Linked DNA regions of Homo sapiens: region 2 is linked to region 1. Evidence: chromatin loops called from intact Hi-C (ENCODE). Cell type or tissue: HepG2. All regions are shown on one strand. Each heading gives the region's core, and the rest is flanking DNA. Links, peaks and the distances in the headings are about the cores only. Region 1 holds the start of UTP14C (UTP14C small subunit processome component). Region 2 overlaps NEK5 (NIMA related kinase 5).

The links. A loop is a pair of places that touch in the nucleus more often than their neighbours do. Peaks named below come from ENCODE experiments on the same cell type or tissue, not always from the same donor. Only the 100,000 strongest peaks of a DNase experiment are listed, where the experiment ranks them.
Region 2: a loop joins it to region 1, with 6 times the contacts of the local background. A loop is called at or near these places in 12 of 110 quality-filtered maps.

What each region holds. Positions count from the first base shown.
Region 1 is chr13:52,022,512-52,031,137 of GRCh38, reverse strand. It overlaps ALG11 (ALG11 alpha-1,2-mannosyltransferase), which reads right to left. Exons shown (of 4, transcript NM_001004127.3): 3 at 6,201-7,132; 4 at 1-2,819. The coding sequence ends at 2,548. UTP14C (UTP14C small subunit processome component) reads right to left here and starts at 6,447. Exons shown (of 2, transcript NM_021645.6): 1 at 6,201-6,447; 2 at 1-2,819. The coding sequence starts at 2,333. The coding sequence ends at 33. In HepG2, for the core only: CTCF peaks have their summits at 4,644 and 5,095 (motif pointing right); DNase peaks (open chromatin) are centred at 4,617 and 5,497.
Region 2 is chr13:52,112,633-52,121,258 of GRCh38, reverse strand. NEK5 (NIMA related kinase 5) reads left to right here. Exons shown (of 24, transcript NM_001365552.1): 4 at 1,844-1,940. Among named protein-coding and RNA genes, the nearest start is that of NEK5, 12 kb to the left of the region's middle. In HepG2, for the core only: no CTCF peak of the experiment used is centred there; a DNase peak (open chromatin) is centred at 3,878.

The DNA.
Region 1 (8,626 bases), core at 215-8,214:
GCCCCTGACTGTCACTTCTCCAGCTACACAACCTACAGTTTTTCTTCTTTATTGTGACGTGTGGTGATTCGTTTTGGATTCCTCTGTATGACAGGCAGGTCTGACCTTGAGGAAGACTGGTAGCCCACATCCTCTGCTTTTATGGGCTTAATGATATGGCCTGGCTTGGTGACGACCTTGGGAGTAGTCAGCTTTTGGAAAGCCCTCTGGGTGTTCCATGTGGATCCTATAGGGGTCTGGATGGTCCTTTCAAATTGCCGATGGTGGGTAAATGGATATGGAAGCACTTGTACCTGATGAGCTGCTGCGTGGATGTTGCGCTTCTCACTGATAATCACATTTGGCAAATTCTTATCTTTTCTTGGAGGACCCTCAGGGGCTTTAATGAGAAACTGGCGTCTTTTCTTGGCACTGGGCTTTAGGCCCACACCACCCCACTCGCCCCAGCCAGGTAGTGTCAGGTCCACGTCCTTTGGCTTACTCGCCTCCACAGCTTCCCTCTTCTCTTTCAAGAAATCTCTGATGACATCATCCCCAGCAAAAGCTTCCTTTATCATCTGCCTTTGGTCTCTCTCCTCTTCATCTTCCAGCTCCTCTATTATTGTGGGAACTGCCAAAGACCTCACGGAAGGAGACTGTGTGGTCAGGAAGTTCTGTAGGTTGATCAGTTGCTCCTTCTCTTTCTTCTCCTTAGGGGCATCAGGCCGATTATTTGGGGTCCTCTCTGACTGCTGTCCTTCTAACACAGGTCTGGGAAGCTCCTTATTTTGAAAACAATCTTCTTTTCCCAGCTCTTCTAGCTCTTCCAGAGTTTGTACTCTCTCTGACCTCTGTAGCAATAGGGGTTCCGCTTCTTCTGGGGCAGGTTCCTCTCTCTGGACCTGGGGAACAGTCCCCTCTGAACTTGCTTTTTGCTTCCTGGACTGATGTTTTTCCTTCAATTTCTGAGATAGTGCCCTCAATTCGGACAGCACCTCCTGGCTGCTAGAATCTTTTGTTTCTTGACTGCTTGCTGGCTCAGCATCCTGGTTGAGCTCAGATCTTTTTCTAAGGGATTGCCTTTCCTCAAATTCTCTCAACAAAATTTCTTCCTCTGCCACTGGTCTTTCTTCTGCCTCACTTGCAGAAACCTCATGAGCTGCAAGCTCTGGCACTTGCTCAGGGTCCTCCTGTGTTGCAGCCTCTTTGGTGTCACTGGTGCAGCTCCTGAACATCCAGGGATTCGGTCCGTCCACATTCATCTGCACTTCATTCGCTACATGAGGGACAAGGAGTTCTTCCACTTCTGTGCCTCCCTCCTCTTCCTCACTCTCAGAGGCTACCTGGAGTTTCTGTGTCAGTTCTTTGTTCTTGGCCAACTGTTCCTGCATAGCTTGGCGAGCCTCCAGGTCATATTTGGCCATAATTGCCTTTGACTTGGCCCATTTCCCACTGTTTTGGTGCTTAAGGCTCATTCTTTCCATCATTCTGGCATTTTCAATTTTTTCCATTTCTTCCAGTGCCACAGTTGGATTAACCTTCTGTAGCTGCTCAAACTCTTTTAAGGCTTTCTTGGCCTTTCCTTTCTTCACGACTTTGTGATACTTTTTACTTTTGATTTTCTTCTCTTTTCGAGCCTTGGCCTCATAGTAGGACTGCAGAGCCCGAGCCCTCTGAAGCTCTGCTCGGTGCATCTTTGCCTCTTCCAGGCTCATGGCTTGGAGAGAGGCCTTTTCCATGGGAGTCAGTAAAGGATCTGTCACTGGCTGCTTGTTCTTATGGAGGAGGTTAAAAATTTCCTGCTCCAGGGGAGTTCTTGCCTTCCAGCCACTGAGCGCATGTTCAATGGGAGCAATGGCTGGCTGCTCCTTCCCCAGGGGAAAAACCAGCTGCTCTGCCTGCTGGTTCTTCAGGATGATAGGGTCCCATTTGGAGAGGACCTGTGAGGTTTTACTGAATGCTACTTCTCTGTGGATCTGTTCAATTTTTTCTTTGTTAAGAGGTAACTCCACCACCTTCTTTGATTTGACTCTATTCAGTTGCTTTTTTACAGTGGCCAAAGAAGATGAAGTTTTAACGGGCTCAAGCAGATCTGCAAGGCCCAGCTTTTCTCCTGATCCTTCAGAACTGACACTGAACTCTGACACTTTCAGACTAGCCTCAGACCTCTCAGCCAATTTCCGCCTATTCTTTCCATCAAGGGAAATGATTGCTTCCAGAAGCTTTTGATGCTTTCTCTCTCCATCACTGTCCCCCTCATCTTCATTTTCACTCAAGGGGTAGTTTTTTGGCAAATCCACTAGTTCTTCCTGGTGGCTCAAAGCCAGATTCTCTGCAACCTGGTTCACATTCATCTCAGCAGCCAGCCTCTCTCATGTATACCAAGAATGGAAGCCGAAGGCTAGTCATCCATTTTCTTTTCAACACTTCCTTTTATTCTAAAAGGAAATTTTGTCTGTTTTCTAAAGTAAAATGATTTGACAAATGAGATTGAATTTAGAAAAATATTTACATATGAAGGTGTTTAACCAGTTTATATAAAATATCTTTAATTTTACAGATATGGCATTACTTAAATAACTTTTCCACAGATGATAGGAATGTCACTTCAAATTCCTGATCAGAGAATCTGCTTACAGATGCACGAGCACTTTTTCTGATTTGGAGTCTCTTTTCTGCAGACATGGAAAGAATGTGAGCGATAGTTTCAGCATAGTCTTCTTCACTCTCAGCCAGAAAGCCAGTTATATCTCCTTCGTGAGGAACCACAATGTCAAGCTTTGGGCCCCCCGAATTGTGTGCAAGGATAATTGTGCCAGCTGCCATACACTCCACAACTCCTGAGAAAAAAAACACAAATCATGTAATCTTTTAAGTTTTTGAGTGTGTTCATAAGAATGAGGATGAATAGAAATCTTCAAAAAATTTAAGGGACTTATGAGAAACTTAATTAAATGTATGTCTAGACATTTGCTTATTCAACTTCTACAGTACAAGATAAAATAATTTTAAGTTTTTTAGTTTTCAAAGCTTCATAATAATACTGCTTCACTTTTTTTTTTTTAAGAGATAGGGTCTCACTATGTTGCCCAGGCTGGCCTCTAACTCCTAGCATCAAGTGGTCCTCCCATCTTGGCCTCCCAAAGTGCTGGGATTTACCAGCGTGAGCTACCACACCCAGCCTGCTGCTTTATTCTTAGTTAAAATAGACAAGTAGATGGAAGACTAGCCTATTAAAAAAGATATATTGCAGATAATTAAAAAAGAAGACTAGAGAATGTTAGCAAGATGGTAGAATATTAACAGGTATTAGAAAAACAAAAGGAGTAAAAACATATAAAAAACAATTTTAATAGTTCAAATTACATTAGCAGAAAAAATAAAAAAGTGAATCACCTAAGTGAAGCATACTATCGCCGTGCTTATGTTACTGCCTGGATTTCTGGCATATTTGAGACTACTGCATGCCCAACAACAGTGCTGAACTAAATGAAAGTTGTGGTTAGTTTCTGCCAAATGATACACATGAAATATAAATTACTCTAGCCAGCCCTTCTTAGCCATATTCCTAGGAGAATTAAGCCCTTCAGGGAATGATTCAAGTGACTGCTTTCCCAATTATCTGAAGGATGGTACAGAGCTGATATCATCCTGGATGTATAGGAGAGAAATTAAATCATTCCAAATGTTTTTAGAACTGGTGAAATCCCTGCAGAACAGAATTCAGTAGCTCATATCATATTCTGCTTGAAGCTGGAGAGCATCCTGTACTTTCTCAGAGACCTGCATCTTTTACCCTTTCCCTCTCTACTGGCTCCTTCCTATCAGCTAGGAAGCTAGGGCACCACATGCCCTTTCTCAGGTCCTGCAACACCCACCCCTAGCCACTGTCTCTTCTCCCCCTCCCCGTACTTCACAGATAAACTTACTGAAAGTGTGGTTTGCACTTACCAACTCTACTTGTTCACTTCTGAGTGCTTGACTTTTGATTTTTGCTCATAGTCTGACTTTTGCTTCTACTTCTCCCTCAAGACTGCTCTTGCCCAGGTCACCAGTGACTGCCTTACCTTCCCCAGCATCTGGGCAGCATCGGAATCTGTGCCCTCTCCATTCTTCTCCAAACACTCTCTTCCTTGGTTTCTAAGACACTGCACTTGGATGGCTTTCCCCGCCTCTCCATTTCTTCTCCCCATTTCTCAGCTGTTCCTGTTCTCTGCATTTTGTACTGAGAGCCTCTTTTCACTCTGTACATATTCCCCAGGCGATCTTAACCACATCCACGGGAGCTTTGATAACTACCTGCACAAGGACAATCCTCATTTTTTATTTCCAGACCAGACTCCTCTCAACTTCAGACTCCTATATACAAAACTACCTCCTGGACGCATGCCCTCACATGTCCCACAGATGAACTCAAATTCTGCAGGTTCAAAACTTGGCTCATTAATGGCATTTGCTCTTGGATTTCCCCTCTGGGAGAAAGCCAACACCATTCTCACAGCTGCCCTGCTCCCAAAACCCTAGGTAGTCTTCTCTTCCTCCCTCATTTAACACATCCAGTTAATCACCAAGTCCTGGTCAATACTACTGCAGAATGTTTCTCAAGCATGTTCACCTACGAAGTTCAGCTCATGAGCACCTCCATCTGGGCTGCTACAGTAGGCCGGCTCATCTTACTGCCCTTCCAGTCTTGCTCTCCCTGCTCTTCACTGATCCACTCCCCATGTGGCCAGAATGGACTGGAGAAATCAGAAAGCTTTTACGTGCAATACTTAAAATCCTGCTATTTTTTTCCACTGGCTTAACCTGGCCTATATCACCTCTCTGTTGTCTTCCTGCTGAATGTTCCTATTGATGCATCTGTTGTCACTCCTGTCACAGTGCTGTTCCCTCTGCTGGAGACTCTCCCCTCTCTCCTGGCTAACCTCTATTGTTCGGGTCCTGCTCAAGTGTCACATCATTTCCTTGGGCAACTGTTCCCTGCCCGCACAAGTCTGTGTTAGGTTTCTCTTTGGCGCTTTCACATCACCCTGCACTTCCTTAGCATAGCACCTGGCACACGGCACAGCACGGCACGGCACTTGCCTGTGTAGCCTGTTGGTACCACCAGAGGGTGGGAAGCCTCTGACAGGCCAAGCAGCTCCTGTCTCCACCACATCCCTAGCATCCACCCAAGCGCTCAGCAGAGTGAATGCTTAGTAAGTTTCTATGGAAGGAAGCACAGGAGGTCAGATCCCATGCAACAGGTTGGGTCAACAAGTTCTTGCTTAATGTCTGGGCCTAGCACTACACTACTAACTAGGAGTAAAAAGAGTATAAGAGAAATTGAAGTCTTAGTTTAGGAAATGTCACTTTTATGTTATCCTCATTTCCCCTAACAACTAACAGTGTGAGGCACAAAGCGCTTGAGAAATATATGTGGACCCAAATTAAACACAAAGCAGTACTTGATTTTATAGCAAAATGTGTGCTTAACAGGTCAGAATAGAGATAGCAGTTTGTGCCAGAATAAACAAGAAAGGCTAAAGTGCAAGGAGATTTAAGTTGAAGACTTATGATGCAATCTGGCACAAAGAGGAGAGCCATTCCAATGGTGAGGGTAGAATCAATAAAAGACTAAAAGAGTTACTGTGAGAAGCCCCTATGCAAACAGTGGTTCTCAACTTTTGATGCATAACAGAATCACTTAAGCAGCATTATCAAAATACATCTACCTGGGCCTTGTCCAGAGATTCTCATTTGGCCATTCTGTAGGATTAGGGTAGGGCCCAGGAATCTGTACCAGTAAGTATGTAGTGGGGTTAGATGGAGAGAGAAAATGTTGCTGTTAAGAGCAGGGGCTATCTGGGTTAGAATCCGGGCTCTACCACTTACTGTGTAACTGAACTCGAGCAATTTCTAAACCTTCCTGTGCCTGAGTTTCTTTATTTATAAAATGGGAATAACAATAACACCTATCAAACGGGTTTAGAAAGGCTTAAATTAGATAATACATGTAAAAATCTCAACACAGTGGCCCACACACAGGAATTGGTCAATAAATACTAGCTGCTATTATTAACTACTATCTTACAAGGTCTCAAGTGAGGAAAGCACATTTGGTGGATGAGGGCAAGAGAATTAGGGCATGATGCAGATTTCCAGAGTATTATCATTTTATCAAAAGAACTTAAAATGTGTATCTCATGGCACCAAACAAGTTGTTTAAAGGCCAAACTCACCAATCCCAAAATGCTCGTTCCACATGGTATGCAGACCAATTGTTGCTTCAGACAAATAATTCTTTAATTCATCAAATGGAATGTTTATTTTAAATTCCACATATTCTTGAACTCCTAAATCCTCAGACAGCCTTCTCAGTTGGTTTACCCTAAGTTCATCATCTTTGTTACGACAACCTCCAATGAGGACAAGTTTAAGCGAAGGAGGTGACTCAACCATCTTCTTATTCAGCAATTTAGCAAAGGCTCTGATCTGCAATGGATGATTCTTTTCCGGCCTAAACTGGCCAACAGAAACCAGCAAATGTCCTGGGGTCATCTTTTTCTCATGTAAGGGAATGTCCAGAAATGTCTGCACATCACAAGGTGGATAAACAATGTTAGTGCAATTCCCAACTTTCCATAGTGAGAGAATATGGTTTAGTGTCCAAGAAGAATTGACCATGACTACATCACTGCAAGAACCAACAAGTCCATAAATAAAAGCAAATAAATAGTAGTAGATGAGCTTTACTTTGCTGAGAAAAGGATTCCTGGTAATGAAGGCTGCATTATTAAATCCAATATTTTGATTCTTCACTACAGAGAGCATGTCGGTGCTGATAGTAGGATAATGAACATAGCTTCCAACTTGGCAACCCCCTATATACTTAAACAGAGGAAGCGTAAAAGCGTATCCCATTGAATCAATGTAAACATCAGGAACACACTGCATTAGAGCTTCCCAGCCAAGAAAAATGGATCCTAGACTTTGGCCCAGCAGTGTGAAGTGAGGATACAGTGAATCTTCCACAAGATAGCGTTTCCTTAAAAAAACAAACTGCACTGGGTGAATTAATCTGATGTTAAATCTTCTGAAAGCACCTTCTAGTATCTGTTGACCGTTGACATTAACATCGCCGGTATAAACAACATAAACTGCTTCAGGATACCTAAAATAGAATGTAATGGTTAAGAATATATTAAGTTACAAAAATTAGCCAGACACGGTGGCACGCACCTGTAATCCCAGCTACTCAGGAGGCTGAGGCAGGAGAATCGCTTGAACCCAGGAGGCGGAGGTTGCAGTGAGCCGTGATCATGCCACCGAACTCCAGCCTGGGTGACAGAGTGAGACTCCATCTCAAAAAAAAAAAAAAAAAAAAGCCTGCTACCTACCCTGAGAGACTGAGAGCCGAGACTGCATCACTGCACTCCTGCCTGGGCAACAAGTGTGAAACTCCGTCTCAAAAAAACAAAAACAAAAACAAAAAAAAGAATATATTAGGTTAAAATCAAGCAAAAAGTTGTAGATAACTATTTTCTTACAGTTATAAAGAAGATTTGATTTTTTTTTTTTTTTTGGAGACAGTTTCACTCTTGTTGCCCAGGCTGGAGTGCAATGGCGCCATCTTGGCTGACAATCTCTGCCTCCCGGGTTCAAGTGCTTCTCCCGCCTCAGCCTCCCGAGTAGCTGGAATTACAGACATGCACCACCACGCCCGGCTAATTTTGTATTTTTAGTAGAGTCAGGGTTTCTCCATGTTGGTCATACTAAAAATGATGTTTTCTACATTTTTTATTGAATTAGAAGTACAGTCCTTCAAATGAGACCATGACTTCTAGTTCTTTGCTATTTCCTCCACTGAGGGTTTCACACAGAACAGGCATCAACAGTAAGTGTTGATTTATGAATGAGATGGTCTAAAGAAATACTAAAAAGTTTTGACAGTGTTCTTAGTAAAAAAAATGGTAATAAAATACTATAAACAAGAATTAAGATTCAACAAACCTGTCTTCAGATAGGATCACAATACTAAAGCAATACTCAGGGTTTTTATCTGAAAAATGCAAGTCTTTAAAAGCTAGATCTTGTGCCTATATCACAATTAGATATAATTAGTATGAAAATATCTAAAAGTATATTCTTTAATGACTTGTAATACTTTGGTCTCCCTCTGTTTATAATTATTCTTTGAGTCATAAAACATTTATTGGCTGGGTGCAGTGGCTCACGCCTGTAATCCCAGCACTTTGGGAGGCCGAGGCGGGTGGATCACCTGAGGTCAGGAGTTCAAGACCAGCCTGACCAATATGTGTGGTGTGGTGGCACATGCCTGTAATCCCAGCTACTTGGGAGGCTGAGGCAGGAGAATTGCTTGAACCCAGTAGGCGGAGGTTGTGGTGAGCCAAGATCGCACCACTGCACTCCAGCCTGGGCAACAACAATGAAACTCCATCTGAAAAAAAAAAAAAAAAACAAATTTATTAAGCATCTAGTAATGAGATGCCAGGTTTTGGGGGTATGGAGATGAGAGAGAGTCTTTATCTTCAGAAGTTCAGTCCAGTGGAGAAAACAGACATGCAAAACAAATAACTGCAAAACTGTGTGCTACGCATTGATAAAGACACCCACAGGATGCTGGGGAAGCCTAAAGGATGACAAT
Region 2 (8,626 bases), core at 270-8,269, 90 kb before region 1:
TGAGCTCAGTGGGCAGAGGCTGCAGTGAACCAAGATCATGCCACTGCACTCCAGCCTGGGTGATAGAGCAAGACCTTGTCTTAAAAAAAAAAAAAAAAAGATTTCTTCAGCAGGATACAGACCCCCCACAAAAATGAACATTTTAAAGATTCATATTATATATTGTAAAACTGCCTTCCCAGAAATATTTTATCAATTTGTGTAGTTTTACCAGAAATAAATGAGTGTCCATTTTGCTGCTTTCTGGCCAATAGTAGTTATTGACATTCTTTTCATCTTTGCCAGTTTCATACATGGAATACTATATTACATTTTGTTTTAGCTTTTATTCCTTTTTTTTTTTTTTTGCAATGGAGTCTTACTCTGTCACCCAGGCTGGAGTGCAGTGGTGTGATTTTGGCTTACTGCAGCCTCCATCTCCCAGGTTCAAGGGATTCTCCTGCCTCAGCCTCCTGAGTAGCTGAGACCACAGGTGTGTGCCACCACGCCTGGCTAATTTTTTGTGTTTTTAGTAGAGACAGGGTTTTGCTATGTTGGCCAGGCTGGTCTTGAACTCCTGGCCTCAAGTGATCTGCCTGCCTTGGCTTCCCAAAGAGCTGGGATTACAGGCATGAGCTACCACACCCAGCCAAATTTTGCTTTAGTTTTTATTCCTTTGATTACTGCATGAGATTGAATATTTTTTCTATCAGCCATTTTTATTTCTCTTTTTTTTTCGAGTTGACTATTCTTGTACTTTGCTATTTTTCTGTTGGGGTGTTTGCCTTTTTAAAAATTATTTGCCATCAATTTTTATATTATAAATATATTTGTCATATATGGTACAAATATTGTATCTTATCCTTTTGTTTGTCTTTTAATTTTGTTTATAATATTCTTTTAAATAAATAGTAGTTAGGAATTTTTTAAGTTGCTAAATGTATCCAGCTGGTAGGAGTAATTTAGCTGTTTTTGTTTTGAAACTCCTATGTACTGACTATACAATTTAAATTGGGGCAGGAAACACTGAAGCTTAGAGGGGTTTAAGGAACTTACTGAAGGATCCTTCAGCTGAGATGTAGGGAAGCTAGAATTGAGAATATTAATTTTTAAGAAGTTCTTAAGTCTAAATGAGAATGAGAAATCTGGCCAATGTTGAAGACCTCTAATGGGTGGAGGCCCCGTGGACATCAGAAAAGCGGGGCAGTCAGGGGCTGGAAGTCAGGGTAGAAATGACAAGTCAGCAAAGCATCAAGAGTGAGGAAGAAAAAGTAGAAATGAGGTGTGGCCACTGGTACTGGCACCAAACCCCTTGGCAAGTATTGTCTATAGGTGAAAGTAGAACAAGAAAATACACCCAAATACTTCTAAAATGAAGTCATGCAAGACAATTTTTATTTGAAAATGAAAAATGTAGTCATCTTAATACAAAATTTTACTGACCTGATTTCTGTGGGATATGACACATTTTCTTTTTTTAGATTTCATTTGTTTCTTCTCAGCAGTGATTGCTCCTGGAATGTTGCATTTTTATAAAGAATTCCTTCGCTACTGAAAGATAGATATTAAAATATGGCTCCATATGGCTAGATAATGAACACGGTACCACCAGTCCAACTTTTAATATAGCAAAACTTCACCAGAAATATTTATTTTCTTGATGATGGTTGTCAACAAACCATTGATGAGATGTAGGGCACTCTGCTAATTCTAGAAATGTTGTTTCCTGCCATTGAAAGATCGTTTTCAAAGTGACATTAAAAGCCAGTGAAATCCTAGAGAATTTTAGATGGAAATGAGCAGAAAGCATGTTCTTGAAACCAAGTTAGCTTTATAGACTACTCTGTCTCTTAATGTAATTTAGATGCCCATACAAGAAAAAGAAGCTTCAAAGAAAGAAGTGATTCTTCTGGAAAAGATGAAACATCCCAACATTGTAGCCTTCTTCAATTCATTTCAAGGTTTGATTTTCTAATATTCGTTAAGTATTTTTATAAAGTATAGGCATGTTGACATATGTAAAAAGATTTGTTCCTAAGGACTGTGTATAAATTAATTTTTGTAAATGGGTCATTTCCCCATTTACTTAAATTGCAGCTTGAGACGTCCTCGTTATTTCCTCTCTAGTAAGTTTTTGTAGACGGCTTTCTTATGTTTTCTTGTTTTTCTGCCTCTCCTTAATTCTCACTCTCCCAAAAAATTAATGACTGGCTTATTAGCTTCTTTGCTGTAGTAACAACCCCCAAATTTAAGTGACTTACAATAAGACACATCTATTTCTCACTTACATTACATGCTAGCTGTGGTGGGCTGGGGTCTTGAGTCTGGGGCCCAGGCTGAAGGAGCAGCTCAGATAAGGAACCAGCTGTTCTCATAAGCAAGAGAAGAGGGGAAAACACAGAGCCCACCACACTATCGCTCTCAAAGCCCTGCTAGGATGTGTGTGTTTGTGTGTGTGTGCTGGGGGGTACTCTGTTTACATGAGATCCTGCATATCCTCAGGCAACAGATGGGACTGTGTAATCCTCTTACAGAGAGCCAGCAAACAGCCACGCACCATAGCCTAGCACACTGCCACGGAGAGGGGGAGAACTTTAGGGAAGGAAGTACCTTCCTCTGTACACCTGAATACAATTCTGCTGACAACTTTAGGGAAGGAAGTCCCTTCCTCCATACATCTGAATACAATTCTGCCTCCACGCATCACTGTAGTCCAAAGGTAAAAAATAAATAATAAATGAAGGAGCATTGGTCAGACAGCATTCATTCACTGAACTGATACTTATTGAGTGCTTACTCTATGCCAGGCATTGTTCTAGGTGTCAGGAATATAGCAGTGAACAAAGCAGATGAAAATCCCTGTTTTCATGAAATTTATATTCTAGTGGGAAGAGATAGACAATAAACAAATCTACAGTATGTCAGGTGTGTCTTAAGTTGTGACAGGGCTGTATGTGCTGACAGTTTTATGAAGGGTCATTCCCCAGCCCAGCCCCCAGCGCAGGGCTGTTTTAAGACTGATAATTAGTTCATGGAGCAGAAGTGTTAACCTCAATATCTTCAAGCATCATCAGTTGGGTAAAAGTCAGTCAATAAATAAATACAGCCACTGTGTCTTGAGTATGTAAACTGTGCAGAGCACTGTGTTCCTTACTGATTAAAACCGCTACATTCAAGGTACTTCTGTGTGTATGGCCCTTCTTTGGCTTCTGGGTATTTAAAAAGAGCTCTTGGGACTCTTCTGAGGTCTTCCTGGGAGCAGAACAGTACACATGGTCTGGAATTGGGTTGCATGGAATAACTTTCAAGGAAAGCCACTGAATAAAGTGCCCTGCATTCCTGTCCATTGGATACTGATAATGCTATAAGATGATCTTTCTCTTCTTTATTTTGTTTGAGATTATTGTGACTCTCTGGCTAACTCCTACTTATCCTCAGGCCTTTTCTGAACTCACAATTCAAATTACAGCTCCCTTTGGTTCTCTTCCACAGCAGTTGTACTTACATATGTCTATTTATATAATTATGAATTTGTTTCATATTTGTCGCCCTTTACATGGTAAACTTAATGAATTTTGGGGCTCCATCTGTTTTGCTCACCACTTGATCCTTGGCATGTAGCACACAATGGCTGCTCAATACCTATTTACTGAATGAGCAAATGGACTGGACCACTTTTAGAGACTGGAGTATTTCCTTATACCATGTGAGATTGATTTTTGAGGACAGTTTACCACTGGAAGCTTTTGCAGAACTAAGGTCATTTTTACAGTATACATAACCTCTGCTGTGTTTGTTGATACTGTAAGTTTACATTTTCTTATGACTCTTTTTAAGTAGAGCACCCCTGTGTTTAGGAAAGCTAGAGCTATTGTGATGCCTTTGAGTTTGCTTGGCTGATTGCTGGGACTTGAACTACTGAGCTTATCTAAAAGCCTCAGAGGCCTTGTAGCCTCTGTCTTTTAGAGAGTGTAGGTAAAGGCTTGTTTTCCCTCAAATCGCTTATCTCTGATCATAAGAACCATGGCTCTAATGTTTGTCTATAGAAAATAGAATGTTTTGGCCGGGCGCAGTGGCTCATGCCTGTAATCCCAGCACCCTGGGAGGCCGAGGCGGGCAGATCACCTGAGGTCAGGAGTTCAAGACCAGCCTGGCCATGGTGAAACCCCGTCTCTACTAAAAATACAAAAACGTTTAGCCGGGCATGGTGGTGTGCACCTGTAATCCCAGCTACTTGGGAGGCTGAGGCAGGAGAATCGCTTGAACCTGGGAGGCAGAGGTTGCAGTGAGCTGAGATTGCGCCACTGCACTCCAGCCTGGGCAAGAAGAGTGAAACTCTGTCTCAAAAAAAAAAAAAGAAAATAGGATGTTTTTATTGGTTTGAAGCAACATAAGAAAAATAATGAGAATGTAGTGATATTTTCCTAAGACAAAATTAATTCCATGTATATTCCATCAATAAACATTCACTAAGTGTCTGTTATATGCCAGGCATGTTCTAGGTCTTGGAGATATATCAGCAAACAAAATAGGCAAAAATTCCCATGCTGTTGTATTTGTTTTCTATTACTACATAACAAATGAACACAAATTTAGTGGCTTAACAACAACACCTATTTATTATCTCTTGATTTCTGTAGGTCAGAAGCCTGAGGTTGGCTTAGCTGGATTCTCTGCCCGGAGTCTCAGCTAGTTGAAATCAAGGTGTCAGCTGGGACTGTTATCTGTGGCTCATGGTCCTCTTCTAAGCTTATTTAGGTTGTTATAGATTTCATTTACTTGCAATTGGGTTAATTGGATCATGGCTCACTGCAGCCTTGAACTCCTGGCCTCAAGTGATCCTCTCGCCATGGCCTCCAAAAGTGCTGTGAGTACTGTGCCTGGCCAGAAAGAGCTCTTTTACATTTATTTAAACACAGAGTTTTATTTTATATTACTCTAATGCACACATAAAAAAGAAAATATAAGCAAACAAAGTTGGTTAAGGTATTCTAAAAATTATTTAGGCAGTGAAAACATTAAGCCTGCCGGGTCTACAGCAAGTGATTGGAAGATGCCAATGTCTGTAAGAAACAATCTTGATTTTTTTTTTTTTTTTTTTGAGACAGTCTTACTCTGTTGCCCAGGCTGGAGTGCAGTGGTGTGATTACAGCTCACTGCAGCCTTGACCTTCTGGGCTTAAGGGATCCTCCCACCTCAGTCTCCTGAGTACTGGGACTACAGGCATGTACCCCCACACCTGGCTAATTTTTGAATATTTTTTCATTATAGAGCCAGGTTTTCGCCATGTTGCCCAGGCTGGTCTCAAACACCTAAGTTCAAGCAATCCACCTGCCTTAGCCTTGGCCTCCCAAAGTGCTGGGATTACAGGAGAGAGCTGCTGCGCCAGGCCCTTGATTTTTTAAAAGTGCATTTTAGAATGAATTATAATAATTGTTTAATAAATGTTGGAATTTGACAAATAAAAAGGTTATTTAGTGCCCCTCAATTGTTTTGAAGTGTCAGTGATCCATGAGCTTTACAGCAGATGGAAAATTTGAGAGCATAAATGATTTTTCCAGACACTTCCAATAAATATAAAATTAACAGTGGCTAATGGGGGAAAATCCTTATTTTACAGTCAGATAATGCTAATTGACATTAAGTAGTTTCTTTTTTTTTTTTTTTTTTTTTTTTTTGACGGAGTCTCACTCTGTCACCCAGGCTGGAGTGCAGTGGCACAATCTTGGCTCACTGCACCTCCACCTCCCGGGTTCAAGCAATTCTCCTGCCTCAGCCTCCTGAGTAGCTGGGATTACAGGCGCCCGCCACCATGCCTGGCTAATTTTTGTATTTTTAGTAGGGACAGGGTTTCACTATGTTGGCCAGGCTGGTCTCAAATTCCTGACCTCAGGTGATCCACTCATCTCGGCCTCCCAAAGTGCTGGGATTACAGGCATGAGCCACTGCACCTGGCCAGTAGTTTAAGCTATCTCTGTCGGCCGGGCGCGGTGGCTCACGCTTGTAATCCCAGAACTTTGGGAGGCCAAGGCGGGTGGATCACGAGGTCAGGAGATCGAGACCACAGTGAAACCCTGTCTCTACTAAAAATACAAAAAATTAGCCGGGCATGGTGGCGGGCGCCTGTAGTCCCAGCTACTCGGAGAGGCTGAGGCAGGAGAATGGCGTGAACCCAGGAGGCGGAGCTTGCAGTGAGCCGAGATTGCGCCACTGCACTCCAGCCCAGGTGACAGAGCGAGATTCCGTCTCAAAAAAAAAAAAAAAGGTATCTCTGTCATGATGAATTTTTAGTCAGTTTCTTTCACCAAAAGCCAGTGTAAGGTTGAGTGAGTTGGAGGTTGGTGAAAAGGAAGTGAGATGAAATAATGTGTCTCCTCTGTTTCATTATTCTGATTCTTCCATGGTTTTGAAATTGCCATCCCTTCATTGCTGTGGCAGACCTTTTACTGACTGAGCTTCAATGACAAGAAACATCAATTCTCCTAAAAGTAACACATTCCTGAAAATAACCGATCTCTAGACATTAAGGCATATGGGGAAGCATCTTCTCAGAACCCTTCCTAGATCTCCAGTCTTACTTGCATGCGCTTTCTCCTCACCCTCCAGCCTACAGACTTCTTCACAGCACTTCTCACCCAATGCTGAGGGACTCCCCAACTAGACTTCGCCTCCTTAACAGTAGAATGGATGGCTTCTTTGCTTTTTATTCCTACACAGCATTCCTTGCTTTTGCATGTCCTCAATAGAAGTTTGTTAATAACTGAATGGATCGTCTCTTAAAGAAGAGAGGAGGAAAAATTGAAATATGTGAAAGAAGATGCATGGTTTGTGAATTAGAAGCAACCAAGGGTAGACACTGCCAGGTTACTGATATCCACAGTAAAGTTGGTTAGGGTACTTTAAAGAGTAGGATAGCAAAAGATAGATATTTGGCAAGAGATTTTGGCATTTAATGGGTACTACAGGGGAAAATGTTATCAACAATTGCTTATAAGACTGATTTTGGCGCTTATGTTTTGTGTTCCTTCAGGGTTTTTTTGTTTGTTTGTTTTTAATGAATCCACTCAACAAACATTTAAGCCCCTTTGATGTGCTAACTACTGTTTAGGTACAAAAGAATGAAGTGTAGACAAACAAGTGAGTAGAAATCCTTCTTTTCTAACAAGATCCCAGCTGTTAGTTGGTTGGCTAATGAAGAAAGCTGGTTAGAGCAGAAAATCATCTGTTTTAGTCTATTCCAGCAGCTATAACAAAATACCATAAACTAGGTGGCTTATAAACAGCAGAAATTTATTTCTGGCAGTTCTGGAGGCTGGGAAGTGCAAGATCAAGGTGCAGGCAGATTCAGTGTCTGGTGAGGGTTCACTTTCTGGTTCATAGATGGTCCGCCTCATTGTGACTTCACATGGTGGAAGGGGAGAGGGTTCTCTCTTGGACAGCAATCCATTAATGTGGGCTCCACCCTCATGACCTAGTCACCTTCCAAAAGCCCTATACCTCCTAATACCATCACTGTGGGGGTTAAAATTTCAACATATACATTTGGGGAAGACAAAGACATTTGGATCCTAGCAATTATACAGACATATTTTAACATAAGAAGACATAATCATCCTTTGAGTGGAAATGGCCAGGAAAAAAAAAAAGAAAAAAAATTTAAGGAAATGACAAGCATTTGTTAAAGGATAATTTCTTTTCTTTAATACGGAGCAAGTGTTTGTGGATAATCTGTCCACAATCCTTTTAGAAGTTTTCTAGTTATATTTCATTCATTTCATTCAACATTTAGGTCAATGGTTATTTATTTATTTATTTTTAAACTCACTGAGTCCTCCAAAATATTCAGCATAGCTTTTGGAGGAATAATCACATCTTTCATTTTCTATTCATATTTCATCAGTTTATGTAATAAAGACAAGAATAACTCACTACAGTTCAAGAAAATTCAGAATTATAGTTGGTAGATTATGAGTCCACTGACTATAGTTCTGAATTTTCTTTCTTATGTAAGTTATGTGTCTTATTTAGAATTTCTAGTCTCTTTTCTTTAATGTGGAGCAAGGATTTGTGGATAGTCTGTACATAATCCTTTTAGAAGTTTTCCAGTTATATTTCATTCATCCCATCAACATTTAGGTCAATAGCTATTTTTTTTAAAAACTACTCACTTTTACTGAGTCCTCCAAAATATTCAGCATAGCTTTTGGAAAATAATCACCTTTCATTTTCTATTCATATTTCATCAGTTTATGTTACAAAGACAAGAATAAATGGCGTAAACATATTTGGGAAAAAACAAAATGATCTTGGTAAGATTCAGTTCAATTGGTAAGAGCAGAGGTACTTGGACATACTAGAGAGCCTAGTAGTATTTAGTGGTAACGTTGATGGGGCAATAGCAATGGAGAGTGTCCTGTAATCTAGTGAGTGGTTTAGGCAGAGGTCAGTTATAAGAGTTTCTATTGTATTCAACAACATAGATAAATAAGTGCCATATAAATATGGCTTTATGCCCAAATTCAAGAAGGGGCTATTAATTCTTCCTGGGGTGTTATGAAAGAGTCACAGCTGCTATTTTTACAGCAGATTTCTAACCTCTCAAAGGAATGTATTAATAAAAATAGCCAACATTTCTTAAACTCTCATT